Linked DNA regions of Homo sapiens: region 1 is linked to region 2. The links are chromatin loops, found by intact Hi-C in ENCODE. Cell type or tissue: mammary epithelial cell. All regions are shown on one strand. Links, peaks and the distances in the headings refer to the core of each region. The heading gives the core; the rest is flanking DNA.

Evidence for each region. Hi-C counts contacts between places; a loop is a spot of excess contacts. Peaks named below come from ENCODE experiments on the same cell type or tissue, not always from the same donor. Only the 100,000 strongest peaks of a DNase experiment are listed, where the experiment ranks them.
Region 1: a loop joins it to region 2, with 26 times the contacts of the local background. A loop is called at or near these places in 3 of 110 quality-filtered maps.

What each region holds. Positions count from the first base shown.
Region 1 is chr2:129,395,903-129,398,830 of GRCh38, reverse strand. No RefSeq gene overlaps it. Among named protein-coding and RNA genes, the nearest start is that of LINC01854, 120 kb to the right of the region's middle. In mammary epithelial cell, for the core only: a CTCF peak has its summit at 1,429 (motif pointing right); no DNase peak of the experiment used is centred there.
Region 2 is chr2:128,170,832-128,173,759 of GRCh38, reverse strand. It overlaps UGGT1 (UDP-glucose glycoprotein glucosyltransferase 1), which reads right to left. Exons shown (of 41, transcript NM_020120.4): 28 at 2,476-2,555; 29 at 998-1,187. Among named protein-coding and RNA genes, the nearest start is that of UGGT1, 81 kb to the right of the region's middle. In mammary epithelial cell, for the core only: a CTCF peak has its summit at 1,367 (motif pointing left); no DNase peak of the experiment used is centred there.

The DNA.
Region 1 (2,928 bases), core at 189-2,688, 1.2 Mb before region 2:
TGAATCCCTTCCTCTATGTTAAAACAAGGAAGCTCAGGCATCTCCAACTTGCTTATTGTGGGCCATCTTTTGATTCATGTTTCAGCCAACCAACCAACAAATCAGTGCCCTTTTTCTAACTCCCTAAGCTGCAACAGTAAATGCAGAATCTCTGCTTAGTCAGCCCATATCAATAAGTTTGTTTTGATCCAACTTTGTGTTTCTTTCACCATTATCTCACACTCTCAACATCCATTCCCACACAGCTTCCCAAATGTCTGCCTATATAATTAGAAAAATTTGTTAGTTCTTTGATTGAAAAATCAAATAGGTGAGTATAATGCATCTCCTCATCTTTATGAGCCTGTTGGGACTTTAGTTGAATTGTAAGTCTAGAAGCAAGGAGGGGTGGATTGTCTTTCATGGCAGCTGCCTCAGGGGAGGACATTGCAGTTTCCTCAGGCAATGCAGAGGTAACACCCTCAGATGGGATAGAGGCACGGCTACCCCTGTGCGAGGGAGAACTCTTTTCCTGGGGATTAGGAGGCCTTTTCCAGTGGCAAAGAAGCCTCATCAGAATTTAGGGGCTCAATATCTCCAGCTTCATCAGGGCCTTCCCTCATGTCCCCATTTCAACTTACAGAATCCCTTTTTAAATTTTGCTTTAAATATACATATAAAGACTGTTGCGCTCTGCTCAACGTGCAGAAGGGAAGTCACTTTTTTTTCCTCCTAGACATTAAATTGTACCGGTCTGTCCTCCCTGGGAAAAAGCAATTTGGTATTAGTAGAAAAGCCTTTTGATACCTAGTACTATGTTTTATTTTACCACCAATTAAGCCCTTACTCTTGAGGGCCATAATGTAATGGCATTCCCCTGCAATGTTTTTCATCTCTTTTATTCTTGGACCATGTCAAACTGGGAGAAATTATAATTGATATAATTATTCTATTCAGTGTTTGGAATGCAAATAGAGAAGGACAGATTTGTTTCTTCAGTAACAGCAATGTTTTGCAATAGAAGGCTGTGGTTACTTGATATATTAAAGAAGACACGAGGAGAATGAACAGCAGTGCTGTCACAAAGTGAAGGAAGACACAGCAAAGTGAGGGGGCCAAATGGGAGGTTCTAGGCCTGGAGCTTGCAGACGTTTTGGACAATGGGACATTCACTATCTACTTTCTCTGAACCTTCAGTGTCCCCAGAGTCTACCCTGGAGAATGCTCAACTTGGGCATGTTCTGCTACCTCTCAAAGCTGCTGCCTTGGCTGTTACACATGGTGTCTACTTTCTTCTTCATCCTATTCTAATTCAGCCCCCATTCATTCAGTTCAGTTTTTTCAAGACACTCCCAGATGACAGGTAACTACTGAGTTCATATGTTTCCCTCTTCCTTCAAGAAAGCCATAGCATTGTAGAAGGGAACTCTGTCTCCTCTGGCCTGTAGGTGGCAGTGGGCTGCAGCATATGATGGCAATAGGTTTTGAGGGTGCACCTGGAAAAGGGAGTGTGACTTATCAGGATTGTCTCTAGTGCTGGCTGTGATGAAAGCTGCAGGGACCATGTTACACATTTGCCATCTCTGATGCGGTCCAACCCTCTTGTGTAAAGCTGGGTGTATGGATGCCAGTCACGCCAGTACCTGTGGATCTGCAGACTGCATTGCCATTCAGGCCTCCCTACTGTTCCTGAAACACAGCAAGCATAAGCTCAGCCCGAGGCATTGCCCCTACAGATCCTCCTGCCTGTTCTTTGCTCAAATATTAGTTTCAGAGAGGCTTTCATGAAGACTTGATTAAAAATAACACTGCCTTCCTTGCATATTTCTTCTCCATGTTACTAATCATTAACTAATCAATCTACTATTGACTTAGTGATGGTAATGAACTGTCTTCCTACCCAGCACACAGATCCTTGAGGTCAGTGGTATTTGTATCACATTTTCTCTGCTCTCTTCCCCGTGCTGGAAGATTGCCTGACACAGAGTCACCTCTCACTAAATAGCTGTTAAATAAAATAATAAATTGACTATTACACTTGCTTTTTGATGAACTTTCTCCTTTTATATTTTCCTTATTTTTTGCTATATTTCTGTTTTCCTTCTGCTACTTTCTTTGGGCTTTCTGACTTGGGCTTTATCTTCATCTGTTATATTAGGCATATTAATTGAATTTTCAAAACATTCTTTATCCATACTCATGAGGAGTCCTGGTAGGGTATTTTGTAGAATGCCCTCTGTTGGATTTTGTCTGCTGCTTTTCTCAAATCAGACTGGATTTGTATATGTATGTACATATTTATGGAAAGAAGACCAGAGAGGTACATCATATCAAGACTCCATTATTCCAACATGACCTATATCTATTACTGTTGATGTTGACCTTGACCACCTGGCTGAGAGTGTTTGTGAGGTTTCTCTACTCTAAAGTTACTCTTATTTTCCCCTTTTCCGTATTTCCATATTCCTTTGACAGGAAGCCACTACGAACAGCCCACATACTTTAGGGGAATATCTACATACAATTTTTGAAATTATTCTGCACAAGAGATTGGACTCTGCCCATACTTATTCAATAATTTCTTTATATGAGCATGGACTCATGGCTATTTATTTTATATTTTAAGCTAAAAATTTTATACTGCATTATTTATTGTGCTACTCTAATTGTTCCAGCTTTGACCACTGGGAACTCTTTCAGTTGGTTTCTGTGCTCCGTTGATATACTGTATCTGTGTGGGTTTATATGTTTTTGAGAACTTCTGGCATTACAAGATGCTCCAGACCCATATTGCATATTCCTGTATTGTATCAACCCTAGAAACAGCCATTTCTCCAAGGATCCCTGTTTTACTTTATAGGAGAATCACAGTATAAACCACACCTAGGGATTGGCTATGATCATTACTAGTGGGGTGTAGTTGCTTCTAGACCCTCTCAGTTGATCTAG
Region 2 (2,928 bases), core at 254-2,753:
CTTGAATGCACTCAGAGACAACATGAATAAATCTGAAATGCATTATGCAAAGTAAAGGAAGCAGACAAAAAGGACTTACATAATATATGATCATATTTTAAGAAATTCAAGAAAAGACAAAAGTATAATGACAGAAAGCAGATCAGTTGTTGCCTGAAACCAGGCGAGAGGAGGCTACTGTCTGCAAAGGGGTATAAAAGAACTTTTTGGGGTAATGGAAATGTTCTGCATCGTGGCTATAGTGGTGGTTAATGACTGTATACAATTATAAAAACTAGGTTGGAAAGAGAAAGGAGAAAAAAACAATAAGGACGTTATTCTAAAAATACGAACGAGGATAAGATACTAAATGTTGAAAAAAATTAAAGACCTAAATGCAAAGACATCCTGTACTCACGTATCAGTAGAAAAACTTGCACACAACATTCATAGCAGCATTATTCATAACAACCAAAAAGTGAAAACAACTCAAATGTCCATTCGTGAAAGGATAAATGAAACGTGATATGTCCATAAATAAAATATTATCTGGCAAGTTAAAAAGAGTGAAGCGTCGATACATACTACAGCATGGATGGATCTTGAAAACAATTTGTTATGTGAAAGAAGCCAGTTACAGAAGACCACATTTGATTCTATTTAGACAAAATGTCAGAATAGGCAAATCCATAGAGATACAAAGTAGACCAGCAGTTGCCAGGGGCTGGGGAAATGAAGAGTGACTGCTAATGAGTATGGGGCTTTCACTGGGGATGCTGAAAACATCCTACAATTACATAGTGGTGATGGCTGCACAACTCCGTGAAGATACTAAAACCTCTCAACTGTACACGTTAATGGGGAGAATTTTATGGTATATGAGTTCCATGTGAATAAAGCTGTTGTTTAAAAAAATATCATACCTGAACACTGATGTCTCAGAGGCCCACCTAGACTATGATTCAATCTGCTGTATTATACATGATTAGGTATTTGGAAGCAATAGATATGGTCTTACCTCTTCTAAATAAATATTATCAAGATCATATGGTGTTCTGACAGATTCTACCATCCAGCTCTCAGGTGTGTTCAAATTCAGAGTGAACAGTGGAGACTGAGGCATATCCAAAAATTTTGCGATTGGACCCTTAGCAAAACTATTGTCTGAAGTGAAAGAAATCTCTGGTTCTAAGACATAACGGTAAAAGCTGAAATTGAAAAGGAAAGTGTTAGATAATTTTCGATGTGACAACAGGACTTGAGTGCACAGCCCTTACACAGGTAACAACTGGTTAAAACAAATTAGATTTGGAGGAGTACCCTTCCAGATTGGGAAAAGTGTTTCCAAAACCATCTTTGACCTTATGATGCCTCCTTGTGGTTGCTGCAGATGCAAGAAAAGGCAAACAAGGACAGCACTGAGGAGGAGTGCTCAGTGGTGGCCTGTGGTGATGTCGTAGCAATGACCTTCTAGTAACAGGTACTCTAGCTCATACTCAGCAGCCACTATACTGTCCACCTGCAAGCCAAAATCCAATCACTTGAACGGAGGCCACTCGTTCACATGGATGGCTGTCAGGGTCACAGTTAGGTCCTGGGCATTTTCCTCCCTTCAAGGAGGACTCATTTTTCTCTTTAAAACCAATTCCTAAATACTGATTGGGCTCTCAGGCTAGTCCTGAAAACACTAATAATGTAAACATTTCCCCTATACGAGAATAATGGTGGAAGCTGGGAACCCTTTGGTTACTTTCAAATGCTGTTTCAATCCACTTAGAAGCTAACCTATAAAACACAGCACACTGGCAAGTTAGAAATTTCCCATAGCCACAACGCTAACTGCTTTCTGTATCACTTTTTTCATAAATGACCATTCCAAAGCTCATGACAATATATAGCTAAGCAAGCTTCCTCTAACATGTATATTCCAACTTGAAATGAATATTCTTCTTTTAAGATGAAAAGCACAAATGGGGCCAGGCGTGGTAGCTCACACCTGTAAACCCAGCACTTTGGGAAGTGAGGCAGACGGATCACTTGAGGTCAGGAGTTCGAGACCAGGCTGGTCAACATGGTGAAACCCCGTCTCTACTAAAAATACAAAAATTAGCTGGGCATGGTAGTGTGCACCTGTAATCCCAGCTACTAAGGAGGCTGAAGCAGGAGAATCCCTTGAACCCGGGAGGCAGAGGCTGCAGTGAGCCAAGATCATGCCACTGCACTCCAATCTGGGCGACAGAGCGAGACTCCATCTCGAAAAAAAGAAAGAAAAGGCACAAATGCAAGCAGCCTGGGTTAATGCCACCTAAATGCTACAAACACACTATGTTCTTAGAACTTCTGATTAGAATGAAATTTGGCAAAACTGAACATTTAGTAAATGACCATTTCAAACATGATGTCCACCTATAAATCCATCTGATCCTCTAACATGCAATATCAGAACTTGGATTCAGTACAATTTCTTCAACTGTTTTCTTACATAGCATGTTTTACCTTTTTAAAGGCATGTCAGAAAGTTTGGATTGGCAGTTCATAAATACTCTCAGATTCATGTTTATCAGCTGAGCCAAAACCTAGAAGGAAAACCAGATGACAAAATATTTAGGATTTTTTTCTTCAGAAATTTATTATTTGACACTGAGCTATTAATATCTCAAGAAAAGATATAAAGATAACAGCCACAGAGTCTGCACTGGCGAAACTTCTGGAAATCACAACTCTACTGCACAATCTACATCACACATACATAGGACGTGGCCAAAAGCAATGGGAAGTAGGCTGCTGCAGCTCACTGCTCCTCACACGAAGGCAGTTCCTGTGGGGAAGCAGCAGGCAGATCATGGAAAAACTACAGGCCTCAGAGTCACCGCTCACATGCCAAAGGATGAAAAAACAGAGATACCAATACTCACAAAAAAGGTTAGAGATTTATTCGGCAATGAATGT